Linked DNA regions of Homo sapiens: region 1 is linked to region 2. A link is a contact called in ENCODE POLR2A ChIA-PET data. All regions are on one chromosome and are shown on one strand. Each heading gives the region's core, a stretch centred on a gene start or an enhancer-like site at or near the end of the contact. The rest is flanking DNA. Distances are from core to core; before and after follow the strand shown.

Region 1 (6,760 bases), core at 884-3,383, 140 kb after region 2:
CCACGCCCGGCTAACTTTTTGTATTTTTAGTAGAGACGGGGTTTCACCATGGTCTCGATCTCCTGACCTCGTGATCCGCTCGCCTCAGCCTCCCAAGTGCTGAGATTACAGGCATGAGCCACCACGCCTGGCCTCACAAAATTATTTTTTAAAAGCTAAAAAACATGATAATTAGGTAGGTTCTTCCAATCATCTTTGAAAGAAAAATGCTGTTCCTGTTTTTTATTATTGAGGGCAACTAAAGGAAATGTGTTTCTGCCACTTGGTGTCACAATTTTGCCCAGTCACCTTATGATTTTTTTTCAGGGGTTAATCTTATTTGTGGGTTGTCTTTTTGGAGGATTAGCATGTATTTTTGATTTTTGTTTTTGTGTTTCCTTAGCAGTGGAGTAGGAAGGGCACAGATAAAAGGAGAAGTTTAAGCAATTAGTATAAACTTATTTAGAGCAGCTCTCCTATTACTGTCTCATGCGATCAAAAGGTGGTTTTTTGTTTAGTTGGTTAGTTTGGTTTTTTTATTTTTTAGAGACAGGGCCTCCTTCTATCACCCAGGCTGGAGTATAGTGGCAGGATTATAGCTCACTGCAGCCTTGAACTCCTGGACTCAAGCAGTCCTTCCGCCTCAGCCTCCTGAGTAGCTAGGACAACAGGCATGTGCCGCCACACCTGGCTAATTAAAAAAAAATTTTTTTGTAGAGATGGAGACTTGCCATGTTGCCCAGGCTGGTCTTGAACTCCTGGCCTCAAGCAATCCCCTCACCTTAGCCTCCCAAAGTGCTGGGATTACAGGTGTGAGCCAGGGCACTTGGCCTGAAAAGTGGTTGTTAAAACTCAATTGATAGCACCAGTTACCTCCAAAGGAGAAGTTTAAATAAAATGTTGGTTTTTGATATTATGTATTTGTGTAGTGTTAAATTTTTTTAATAAGAAGGTTTTTTTAAAATAATCTGGAAAATAATAAAGGTTTATTTTTAAAGTTACTGGAAATGCAAAGAAAAGAACTTACCCTTTCTGTGGTTTGAAATACTTTAGAACTTGAGAACTTTTTTCCATACTTGATGCACTCAAAAGTTTTGATTATTTTGCATTAATTTTGTTTGGCTGTACCTGTTTTTCACTAGTTCAGCTGTACTAATGAAATTGGCACTTCAGCTCAATTGTTTTTATTTAATTGCAATGATCACTTTAGCATTTGAAGAGTTTGAGGCCAGCCTGGGCAACATGGCGAAACCCCATCTCTACAAAAAATGGAAAAATTAGCCGGTGTGGTGGTGGGCTTCTGTATTCCCAGCTACTTGGGAGGCTGGGGTGGGAGGATCACTTGACCCCAGGAAGTGGAGGCTGCAGTGAGCCAAGATCACACCACTACACTGCAGCCTGCACGACAGAGTGATACCCTGTCTCAAAAAAATTAAAATTAAATTAAAAATCCAGATTTTAGTCTAAAGATATTCTTTTGAGGCTGGGCGCAGTGGCTCATGCCTGTAATCCCAGCACTTTGGGAGGCCGAGGCGGGCGGATCACAAGGTCAGGAGATCGAGACCATCCTGGCTAACACAGTGAAACCCCGTCTCTACTAAAAATACAAAAAATGAGCCGGGCAAGGTGGCAGGCGCCTGTAGTCCCAGCTACTCGGGAAGCTGAGGCAGGTGAATGGCATGAACCCCAGGGGGCGGAGCCTGCAGTGAGCTGAGATCACGCCACTGCACTCCAGCCTGGGCGACAGCGAGACTCCATCTCGAAAAAAAAGATATTCTTTTGATAGAACCAATCATTTTATTATTGCATTGAGGCAATGACAACAAAAATTCTCCTTTGAAGATAAAGCAAGAACATCCTAAGGTTATTTATTGGATTGGTTCATTAAATTCTGAACCACTAAGTATGTACATATTGTATAGTTATCTTGAGCTTTGTATTTCACATATGGTATCTGTTACCTCCTTTAATCTGGCAACCACAAAAAACTTCCTGTGGAGGAACACTTTGTATTCTTAGGTAATACTCTGCTTATTTACCTTTCTCCTTTAATTTTTTTTCTTCCACTTTAAACCGTTGTCAGAGGTGATACTCATGTCACATGGTCATGTTACTGGAAAGTAGTGTTGGGAAAATATTTAAGAAAGAAATGAGAAAAAAAAATTCTGCTTGAGAAAGAAAATAGGTCAATGAGACCACAAAACCTAACATTTAATTTTATGTGTCAAGACTCCTGCCTCCCTAGTCACAAAGTTACCACTTAAGAATACTGTTCAGTTTCTTTAATGAATCACATTCTAGTTACTTTATGATTTTAATGTATACATTTTAAGATATTGCTATGCTACAAAGTTACCAAATTTATTTAGCCTGTCTTCAGTGACCACAACTACATTGATCTGAACATCCTAATCATTTTATTCATCAAATATTTTTTGAGGGCCTCCTTGTTTTAAGGCCCTGTACTGGGTGTTTCAGAAGTACAAAGGTGAAAGAAACATAGTCTTTATCCTTAAGAGTTTTATAGTCTCTTGGGGGAAATAAGAAAAAAAAAGATAAATATCTGTAGCAGAAGACAATATCAGCAACGTGTTCATTGTACCGGTAACTCTATGTACAAGAACTGCAAGTAACATTTCTTAGATTTCTCAGATTTTCTTGTAGTTCAGACTAGTCTTTCTGTCCAGTTGTTCAGAAATATTAAGCCTTTATGGTATTTCCAGTTGACTTATTCATAATGGCCCCAACATCTTTTGCTTTTTTTGTTTTTCACTAACATTTATTAAGAATTTCACGTGTACCAGCAACTGTTTTGAGTACTTTATACACATTATTTCATTTAATCCTCTCAACAGTCTAATAAGGTATTATTTTTATTTTACAAATGTAAAAACTGAGGGTTAGAGAAGTCAATGATAAATCACCCATGATAAATTCAGAGCTAGTAAATGTCAGAATTGGGATGCAAACCCGGATTTTCTATGCCAGAACCTGAGCTTAATGATACTATTATTTTCTCTCTTTATGGGCTTTGTCAACATTCTTCAACATCTGCTCTATTTTTTAAAAAAATATGCAGTTTTTGTTGTTGTTGTTTTGAGATGGAGTCTCGCTCTGTTGCACAGGCTGGAGTACAGTGGCATGATCTCGGCCCTCTGCAACCTCCACCTCCCTGGTTCAAGCAGTTCCCCTGCCTCAGCCTCCTGAGTAGCTGGGATTACAGGCTAATGCCACCATGCTTAGATAATTTTTTTGTATTTTATTTTTTAGTAGAGATGAGGTTTCACCATGTTGGCCAGACTGGTCTCGAACTCCTGACCTCAGGCAATCTGTCCACCTCGGCCTCCCAAATTGCTGGGATTACAGGCGTGAGGCACCATGCCTGGCCTACAGTTTTAAATATAGAGACAAGGTCTCGCTATGTTACCCAGGCTGGTCTCGAACTCCTGGGCTCAAGCAATCCTCCCACCTTGGCCTTCCATAGTGTTGAGATTAAAGGCATGACCCACCATACCCAGTGATATCTGCTCTATTAACAGAGAAAAGCAGTTTCAGAAGTGAAAGAAAAGTTATTAGTGGTTTTTGTTTGTTTTAATTAGATATTTATATGTTTTTGAAGTAGAAAGTTTGCACTATCACCATGGTGGCTTCATACACACAGTTTTTTGTTTGTTTGTTTTTTCTCACACCTCTCAGGGATGAAAACGTGGCTAATTTCTTCTCACCCTTCAGGTCTCAACTTGGGGGTTCCTCTCCAGGAAGTCTTCCCTAATCTCCATGCTACCCCTGCCACCAAGTCCTCTTCAGTCTGTGCACTTGACCCCTCCTATGTTCTCTCTAAGAAGCTTACTATAATCTCTGTCATACCACCAGTCACACCATTGCAGTGATCTCAGCTCCTTGACAACAGGGTCTGTTATTTGTTTTAGAAATCGCAACATCCAGCATGGTGTTTGGCATGTCATAGGTACAAAAAAAAATGTTGAATGAATATTTGACTTGAAGTGCATTTTCAGACTTGCAGAATGTTTGGTGACTCCTTTTAGTCTGTGTTTTTGCACCAAACGTGACTTGTGATAGAGTGCTGCTTATGACGGACATTGTCCCTTTTGATCCTCTAGTCTTTCTGGTGAAGAAGGTTTGTTTTTCATATCCCTGAATCCTTGAGGTCATTAGCTGGGAGAGGAGTGAGGGAATGCTGTTAGCGAATTCCCTGAGTGAGGTGGAGGACACTGTTATTCTGCTTCCTTCTTCCCATGGTGAGAATGTGGCCAGGCTTTAGAGTTTGGAGGAAGATAATCACGATAACATTAATCCCCAGAAATTATCAGTAGTAGTTCACTGTTTACTGGCTGGGACTTCTGTTTTAATTACTGGCCAGGTCTACTCTGTTCAAACCCATAGCTATTTCATACAGCTTTATATTCCCACCAACCAGACCCAGGTTTAAACTTTGTAATTCGAGATGATAGATCATTCCTGTGTTCACTTCTAACCTGAAATCATCTTCTTCTCTACCATAAGTCTATAGACTAGCAACATCATCATATAGCAGAAGGCAGGAGAACTGCACACCATCCCACCACCACTATTTATTGACTGGGTGACTATAGGTAAGATAGTGAGCCTCTCTGGGCCTTAATCATCTCCTTTCTAAGGTGGGAGTGCTAAGATTTTATGTTCCTGAGACCATGGGGCTAAACTGGATTTTTTGTCAAGGTCCATTCCATTTCCATATTAAGATGCATAATTTATATGAAATATTCATCATGTTCTAATGCTCACTTAGAAGGACGATTAGAAGTTTTCTTCTCTGTAGGGATTATGCATGTATCATTTCTTTGTAATTTAGCAGTGTTGAAATCTTAACAAATGAACTTATTACATTCAGGGTTGTGATTTTAACCCCTACATTTTTCTGCTTTTAAGATTATTAATATCACATGGAGGCCTCTCTTTTTAAATTTTTCTTCCCAAGGTGGCTGTGTATCTTTTATTTTTTTTTCTTTAAGGCTAACAGCCTAATATGCCAAACAAATGTATACTGTCAGGCCATTTACCTGGCGATGCCGGAGCCCTCTGGGCACATGCATATATTTATATCAGTACATGAGATACATGCTGAAATGTTATTGCCTACACGCTTTAACTCTTTACTCTCAAAATTCAGTTCTTGAATGTAAAATAAAAAGACCTTACAATTCTGCTTTATTAAAGGCTTACTTCCTGAAGGCAGAAATCAGACAAGGAAAGTTAAGAACTGTTGTAATCACAAAAAATTACCTTCTTCAATATTACTACAAATACATTGTTGTCCTATTCACCATCAATAAAGAAACTACAAAGCATACAACATTTTTAAAGAGGAGGGTGTCTGTAACAGGTCTTCTAACCCTGTCATTCATTCCTTTTTCTACTATTCCATGTTGCTACAGCCTTCCTGTTTCCCTTTTTATCAACATTTTATTTAAAAATTTTTCAAAAATATAACAAAGTTTAAAGAATGTGTTATAGTGAACGCTTAACACAGCTGTCTCCTTAGATTCTACCATTAACATTCTATTGTACTTGCTTTCTTGGGTATCTGTCTATCCCTCAATTCATTCATTAATCCATGTGGGTTTTTAAATGCATTTCATAGCATATTGAAGATGTCTATATCTATACCTATTTCTCTTTTGATGAGTTTCATTTTTCTGCTAAAATTGACTGAGCTCAAGTATGCAGGCACAATTACCTCTTCTTACTGACTTATATAAGATGTAACTGGCCGGGCGCGGTGGCTCACGCCTGTAATCCCAGCACTTTGGGAGGCCGAGGCGGGTGGATCACAAGGTCAGGAGTTCAAGACCAGCCTGGCCAATATGGTGAAACCCCGTCTCTCCTAAAAATACAAAAATTAGCTGGGCATAGTGGTGTATGCCTGTAGTCCCAGCTACTTGGGAGGCTGAGGCAGAAGAATCGCTTGAACCTAGGAGGCAGAGGTTGCAGTGAGCCGAGATCGTGCTACTGCACTCCAGCCTGGGCAAAAGAGCAAGACTCCATCTCAAAAAAAAAAAAAGACTATAGTTAAAGATGTAACCCATATCACTGGCCTTATCAGTACTATGCTGTCAGCCTGTGCAAAGTGGTTTTCATAGAGTTGACCAGTGACATTCTAGATTAGCACCAATAGAAATATAATGTGGTTTTAGCTGGGCATAGTGGTGAGCGCTTGTAGTCCCAGCTACTCCTGGGGCTGAAACAGGAGAATCCCTTGAGCCCAGGAGTTCAAGGCCTGACGGGGCAGACTATTATTTTAGTGAAGCCCCATCTCTAAAAGTAATAATAATTTCTAAACATTATAAAGACATATAATGTAATTTTAAATGTTCTAGTAGCCACAATTTAAAAAGTTAAAATTAACAGGTCAAATAGTTTTAAATTTTATTTAAGCCAGCACATCCAAAATGCTATCATTTCAACATGTAACTTAAAATTATTAATGGCCGGGCATGGTGGCTCACACCTGTAATCCCTGCACTTTGGGAGGCCGAGGCAGGCAGCTCATTTGAGGTCAGGAGTTCGAGACCAGCCTGGCCAACATGGTGAAAACCCGTCTCTACTAAAAATACAAAAATTAGGCCGGGCATGGTGGCTCACACCTGTAATCCCAGTACTTTGGGAGGCCAAGGTGGGTGGATCACCTGAGGTCAGGAGTTCTAGACCAGCCTGGCCAACATGGTGAATGAAACCTTGTCTCTACTAAAAATACAAAAATTAGCCAGGCCTGGTGGTATAC
Region 2 (7,547 bases), core at 1,918-4,417:
GGAAACTTTAAATATTAATAGAATACATTATGGTTTAATATATTAAACCATAATGTATTCAGCCACTCAGGAGATTTTTCCATTGAATCTTTTTTTTTTTTTTTTTTTTGCTAGACAACATTCTCATTTCTGTTCAGAAAAAATTTTTAAAGCTTAGAACTAACCAAAGACTTCCACCTGAATAGTTTTTTTCAATTTTTCTCTGATAAGATAAGCACATCTTAAATGCCATTTAGGGAAGTTGCCAACTGAGTATTTGATTACTTTTTGAATCCTTTTATATAGACAGAATGGTGCTCAGGCAGAATATTCTTTAAATAAAAATGTGTTACCTGCTATGCATTTCCTTCAACTTCCACCAGCAATAGATGGCTGTTAATTTTGTTTTTCATTAATGTAGACTTTGTTTTAAAAGGTATAAGAAGCAATTTTTTTTTTTTTTTTTGAGACAGTCACCCTGTCGCTCAGGCTGGAGTGCAGTGGTACGACCTCGGCTCACTGCAACCTCCACCTCCCAGGGTCAAATGATTCTCCTGTCTCAGCTTCCCGAGTAGCTGGGATTACAGGTACCTGCCACCATGCCCAGCTAATTTTTGTGTTTTTAGTAGAGACAGGATTTCACCATCTTGGCCAGACTGGTCAACAGGAGTTGGCCAGACTCCTGACCTCGTAATCCACCCACCTTGGCCTCCCAAAGTGCTGAGATTACAGGTGTGAGCCACTGCACCCTGCCTAGAAACAAAGTATTAAAGCCATTGTCTGATAATATGAAAATCGTAGGAATTCTAATCCTTTTTTTTAAATTTTTTTCTTTTTGAGACAAGGTCTTCCTCTGTTGCCCAGGCTGTAGTAAAGTGGCATGATGATGGCTCACTGTAGCCTTGACCTCCTGGGCTCAAACGATCTTTCCACCTCAGCCTCCTAAGTAGCTGGGACTACAGATATAGGCCACCACACCTGTCTAATTTTTAAAATTTTTTGTAGAGATAAGGTCTCATTATGTTGCCCAGGCTGGTCTTGGACTCCTCGGCTCAAATGATCCTCCTATTTTGGCCTCCCAAAGTGCTGGGATTACAAGCATGAGTTCCTGGCCTCAAATCCATTTTTCTTGTGTTGTTTAAAGTAGTAAAAGAGCATCTTTTTTTTTTTTTTTTTGAGACAGAGTGTCACTCTGTTGCCCAGGCTGGAGTGCAGTGGCGTAATCTCGGCTCACTGCAACCTCTGCCCTTGGGATCAAGCAATTCTCCTGCCTCAGTCTCCCTTGTAGCTGGGATTACAGGTGTGCGCTACCACTCCTGGCTAATTTTTGTATTTTTAGTAGAGACGAGGTTTCACCATGATGGCTAGGCTGGTCTCAAACTCCTGACCTCAAGTGATCTGCCCGCCTCAGCCTCCCAAAGTGCTGGGATTACAGGCGTGAGCCACCGCGCCTGGCCATAAAAGAGCATCTTGATGCCAACTTGATGTATATATTTAAATGCCATTGTTATAGTTAATGGAATGTATACATAATAGAGGCTTTTGAATCTTGAATCTTTTTTTTTTGAGACGGAGTTTTGCTCTTGCCCAAGCTGGAGCGCAATGGCACAATCTCAGCTCACCGCAACCTCTGCCTCCTGGGTTAAAGCGATTCTCCTATCTCAGCCTCCCTTGTAGCTGGGATTACAGGCATGCGCCACCACGCCTGGCTAATTATGTATTTTTATAGGGACGGGGTTTCTCCATGTTGGTCAGGCTAGTCTCAAACTCCCAACCTCAGGTGATCTGCCCACCCTGGCCTCCCGAAGTTCTGGGATTACAGGTGTGAGCTACCATGCCCAGCCCAATTTTCTGTTTTTATTAAACATATTTATTGCCTCAAGTACTTACCATTTATTCTTCCTAACTGTAACATTGAGCTCTTTGACCAACATCTCCCCATTTCCCCTTAACCCCCAGCCTCTGGTAACCACCATTGTGCTCTCTGTTTCTATGAGTTCAGTTTTGGATTCCACATAAAAGTGAAAACGTGGCATTATGCCTTTCTGTGCCTGGGTTATTTCAGTAGCATAATGTCCTCCAGGTTCATCCACGTTGCACAAATGACAGAATTCCCTATTTTTAAAGGCTGAATTGTATTTCATTTTGTATATATGTCACATTTTCTTTATCCATTCATCTGATATGGACACCTAGGTTGGTTCCATAATGTGGCCATTGTGAATAATGATGTAATAAACATGGGAGTGCAGATATCTCTTTGATATACTGATTCCAGTTCCTTTCAATATATATTCAGAAATTGAATTGCTGGATTATATAGTAATTCTGTTTTTAATTTTTTGAGGAACCTCCATCCTGTTTTCCAAAATGGCTGTACTGATTTGCATTCCCACCAAGTGCACCTGGGTTCCCTTTTCTCTACATCCTTGCCAACATTTGTTATCTTTTATCTTTTTGATAATATCCATTTTGACAGGTATGTGGTGATATCTCATTGTGATTTTAATTTGCCTTTCCTTAATGATTAGTGATGTTGAACATTTTTTCATATATCTGTTGACTATTCATATGCCTTCTCTTGAGAAGTATCTGTTCAGGTCCTTAGCCTAGTTTTTAATTAGGTTGTTTTTTTGCTTTTGAGTTGTTTAAGTTCTTTACATATTTTGGATATTAACCCCTTATCAAATGTATGGCTTGCAAGTATTTTCTCCCAATCCATGGGTTGTCACTTCACTGTGTTGATTGTTTCTTTTACTGTGCAGAAGCTTTTTATTTTGATGTAATCCCATTAGTCTGGTTTTGGTTTTGTTGCCTGAGCTTTTGGGGTCAAATCCAAAAAAGTATTGCCCAGACCAATGTTATGTAGTTTTCCCTTATGTTTTCTTCTAGTAGTTTTACATGGATAATTTTTCCAATATGTATTTCAGAATCTCCATCGGTGGCAGTAAATAGGTTTTTTATTGTGTAAGTAGAAAATCTTTTACATGGTGGAGTATGTTAACAGATGATTGGTATCTTAATGTTAGAGCATTTTGATAGCAGGTAACCATAAAACTACTTCTAATCACCATATCCTTTCTTGTGTTTGTGGACTAGGCATCATGTGAAGTTTCTGTTTGCTCCTGTAGATTTACTCTCTACTCGTCTGCATGCTGCATTGTACTTTGGCATGTATGCACTGTATTAGTAGAGTCCTTTGTCCTCTGGCTTTTTATTGAGTTTAGCCAATGTGAACCACCGGCAGGAAATTAGAGGGCAGGGAATAAAATGAGGTTGTGTTATTTACTCTTCACCATTCTGATTCTGGGATTCCTTCCTTATTATATGCCATGGGTAACTGGATTTTCTACTAAGGCCACAGCTACTATTGGGAAGCCTTCTCCATTTGGGTATTCTCCCGGGGTTCCCAGTAACTGCTCTCTCTTTTTACCCCTTCAGATATTGGGTTTGTGATAGCCCATTTTGTGCTGCTATAATGGAATACCACAGACTGGGTAATTAATAAAGAACAGAACTTCATTGGCTTACAGTTGTGGAGGCTGGGAAGTCCAAGATTGAGCAACTGGCATCTGGCAAGGGCCTTCTTGCTGCATCATTGAATGTAGCAGAAGGCAAGAGGGTGAGAGAGAGACAGAGAGAGAAGGGGCCAGAGCTCATGATTTTATAACAAACCCACTTCCATAATAATGGCATTAATCCATTCATGATGCTGGAGCTGTCATGGCATAATCACTGCTCGTTCAGTCCCAGCTCCCAACACTGTTATATTGTTTCCAACACACGTTTTTTAGGGGACACATTTAAACAACAGCAGGGATATTAATGGTTTTCTCAGTGCTATTAGCTCTGGGGTACTATTCTGTTCATTGTTGGAAACCTTGTCCGCATCTTTGTAGATAATACCCTATTAGCCAATTAAAAAAATTTTTTTAAATGTGTATAGCTAAATCTCACCATTACCAGCCAGTTTGAATGTATCGTTGGGTTTCCTGCCATAGACCAATACAACAGCCAATGCTTATCCATTGGAGTAGGTTTTTTTTTTTTTTTTTGAGACAGAGTTTCACTCTTATTGCCGAGGCTGGAGTGCAATGGCGCAATCTCGGCTCACCATAACCTCTGCCTCCCGGGTTCAAGCGATTCTCCTGCCTCAGCCTCCCAAGTAGCTGGGATTACAGGCATGTGCCACCATGCCCGGCTAATTTTGTATTTTTAGTAGAGACGGGGTTTTGCCATGTTGGTCAGGCTGGTCTCGAACTCCCAACCTGAGGTGATCTGCCTGCCTCGGCCTCCCAAAGTGCTGGGATTACAGGCATGAGCCACCGTGCCTGGCCCCATTGGAGTACTTTTTAACAACTGAAGATAAACCTGGCTTCACTTAATGTTAAGAGCAGACTTTCAATTTTCTGTTTCCTCTTAATACATCATAAATATGATAAGACAAAGGAATTTTGAAAAGGTCCTGTATTTCCATAGTACATTTGTAAAACAGACTCAATTTTTAAAACCCTGACATTTAAGATAAAGATTTAAGATTAATACTCCTGGCATATGATACTAATAGAGCATAAGAAGTGGAGACCTATGCTAGACGTGGTGGCTCACACCTGTAATCCCAGCATTTGGGGAGGCCGAGGCGGATAGATCACGAAGTCAGGAGTTCAAGATCAGCCTTGCCAAGATGGTGAAACCCCGTCTCTACTAAAAATACAAAAATTAGGTGGGCGTGGTGGTGGGCGCCTGAAATCCCAGCTACTCGGGAGGCTAAGGCAGAGAATTGCTTGAACCTGGGAGGTGGAGGTTGCAGTGAGCCAAGATTGCACCACTGCACTCCAGCCTGGGCGACAGAGTGAGACTCTGTCTCAAAAAAAAAAAAAAAAAAAAAAAAAAAAAAAAAAAAGAAGTGAAGACCTAGATCTTTTTATAATCTTATAGTAACTCACTTCAATTTTACCTTAGATGTACCTTAAGGTACATGTTGGCCAGGATGATCTCGATCTCCTGACCTCGTGATCCACCCGCCTCAGCCTCCGAAAGTGCTGGGATTACAGGCATGAGCCACCGTGTCCGGCCTATAACAATATTTTTTTTTTCTTTGCGTCGGAGTCTCGCTCTGTCGTCCAGGCTGGAGTGCAGTGGCATGATCTCGCCTCGCTGCAACCTCAGCCTCCCGGATTCAAGCAATTCTCCTGCCTCAGCTTCCCAAGTAGCTGGGACTACAGGTGCATGCTACCACACCTGGCTAATTTTTGTATTTTTGGTAGAGACAGGGTTTCACCATGTTGGTCAGGCTGGTCTCGAACTCCTGACCTTGTTATCTGCCCACCTTGGCCTCCCAAAGTGCTGGGATTACAGGCGTGAGCCACCACACCCGGCGGAGCTACAAGTTAATGGACAATCACATACATTGCTACTGCATATTTATAGGCAAATTTTCTAGTGTGAAGTTTTGCAATGTGAATGAAGAGCTTCCTAAATGATTATATTTTTGGCCTAGTTAATTCCACCTTTAGGAATTTAAGCAGATTAAGTAAATAGGCTTAATATTATAATTATATTAATATGATATAATACATGTGGAAAAATAGGATAGAGAAAATATGTAAGGGACAACAATGTTGTAAAAATAAGTGTATGCTCAGGAAAAGACTGGAAAGGTACCCTGATATTTGGATAATTATTTCTAGGTGGTGGAAAATGGGTGAATTACATTTTTCTTATATTGACCTCCATTTTCTTTCTTTCTTTCTTTCTTTTTTTTTTTGAGACGGAGTCTTGCTCTGTTGCCCATGCTGGAGTGCAGTGGTGCGATCTCAGCTCACTGCAAGCTCCGCCTCCCAGGTTCACGCCATTCTTCTGCCTCAGCCTCCTGAGTAGCTGGGACTACAGGCACCTGCCACCACGCCCGGCTGATTTTTTGTATTTTTTTTTAGAGACAGGGTTTCACCGTGTTAGCCAGGATGGTCTCGATCTCTTGACCTCGTGATCCACCCTCCTCGGCCTCCCAAAGTGCTGGGATTACAGGCGTGAGCCACTGCACCCGGCCGACCTCCATTTTCTAAGTGTTCTACAACAAATAAATATGACTTTTATAATCTGAAAATAAATTGTTTTAATAAGAAAAGGTAGTAGGTCTTAATAGGGAAGGAAGAGATACTTATATTTTTGGAGGAAAAATGAATCATTTTGAGTTTTAGCACTATATACAAGAAGTCTTGAAGACACAAGATCTTGTCCCAGTTTTGCTATTACTGGGATAGTCTAGGTGGTGGAATTCTGGCATAGACTCTAGCTACTTCTTTTTTTTGATTCAATCAAGTCAATGTTCAAACAAAGGGCCCTATATATTCATTCTGTATAGTTGTGTGGGATGATGATAAATGTTATTCAGGAATTATTAACCTGTTTTTCAGCTCTGGAGCAGATTTGATTCTTTGGTAGTCATAGCTTGGATATTATCAATTATTCTCGCCAGAAACAACCCCAGGAGAATTGGTCCACTGAGAAACATATTTACAGTTGAACCTTGAACAATGTGAAGTTTAGGGGTGTGACCCCCCAACTACCCTGCACAGTTGAAAATCTGCCTATAACTTTTTATTCCCCCCAAACTAAATTGCTAATAGCCTAGTGTTGACTGGAAGCCTTACCTAGAGCATAAAGTCAATTAACACATATTTCTTATGTTATATGTATTATATGCTCTATTCTTACAATAAAGTAAGCTATAGAAAAGAAAATGTTGGCTAGGCGTGGTGGCTCATGCCTGTAATCCCAGCACTTTGGGAGGCTGAGGTGGGCAGATCACAAGGTCAGGAGTTTGAGACCAGCCTGGCCAATATAGTGAAACCCCATCTCTACTAAAAATACAAAAATTAGCCGGATGTGGTGTTGGGCACCTGTAGTCCCAGCTACTCGGGAGTCTGAGGCAGGAGAATCACTTGAACCTGGGAGGCGGAGGTTGCAGTGAGCCGAGATCGCAACATTGCACTCCAGCCTGGGTGACAAAGAAAAGATAAAAGAAAGGAAAGGGGAAAGGAAAGGAAAAAGGGTTAAGAAAATTATAAGGAAGAGAAAATATATTTACTATTCATTAAGTGGGAAGTGGATCATCATCATAAGTCTTCTTCCTCATTGTCTTCACATTGAGTAGGCTGAGGAGGAAGAGGAGGGGTTGGTCTTGCTGTGTTAGGCATGGCAGGAGGTGGAAGGGGAGGCAAGAGAGAAAGGCGTACTTGCTGTGACTTCATGGAAATACGTAGTAATTTCTGTCTGACTGTTTTACTTTTTTATTTCTCTAAAAATTGTTTTAGGTGGTAACAGTTCTTTTCCCACCATTTGCTTTAGTTTCATTGCCTGTATAGAAGGGTCCATGTTGTAAAAGAAGTCAAGTAGTCTTGAAAAATCGGAGCCCTTCTGCCAGATTGTCTAATGTCAGTTTCTTTTCTGGCACTGCTGCTTTTACATCTTCTTCATTATCTGGCAGTGGTTTGGAGGCACTCATCTCTATCAAGCCATTTTCTGTTAATATCTCTGGTGTTGTGTCTGTTAGCTCTTGAATTTCT

Evidence for each region. ChIA-PET counts read pairs that join two places held with the same protein, here RNA polymerase II (POLR2A).
Region 1: POLR2A ChIA-PET joins it to region 2 with 13 read pairs in CD8-positive, alpha-beta memory T cell. The contact joins two enhancer-like sites. POLR2A ChIA-PET finds 5 or more read pairs at or near these places in 2 of 52 experiments (CD8-positive, alpha-beta memory T cell and HEK293).

Annotation. Positions count from the first base shown.
Region 1 is chr14:35,202,123-35,208,882 of GRCh38, forward strand. The region is part of intron 5 of PRORP (protein only RNase P catalytic subunit); the gene reads left to right. The region is part of intron 5 of PRORP-PSMA6 (PRORP-PSMA6 readthrough); the gene reads left to right. Among named protein-coding and RNA genes, the nearest start is that of PRORP, 83 kb to the left of the region's middle. Within about 2 kb of position 2,134, at least 5 of the 41 ENCODE cell types and tissues checked have a DNase peak (open chromatin) inside an H3K27ac peak, as active enhancers do.
Region 2 is chr14:35,065,269-35,072,815 of GRCh38, forward strand. All of the region lies in intron 2 of FAM177A1 (family with sequence similarity 177 member A1), which reads left to right. Among named protein-coding and RNA genes, the nearest start is that of FAM177A1, 23 kb to the left of the region's middle. Within about 2 kb of position 3,168, at least 2 of the 41 ENCODE cell types and tissues checked have a DNase peak (open chromatin) inside an H3K27ac peak, as active enhancers do.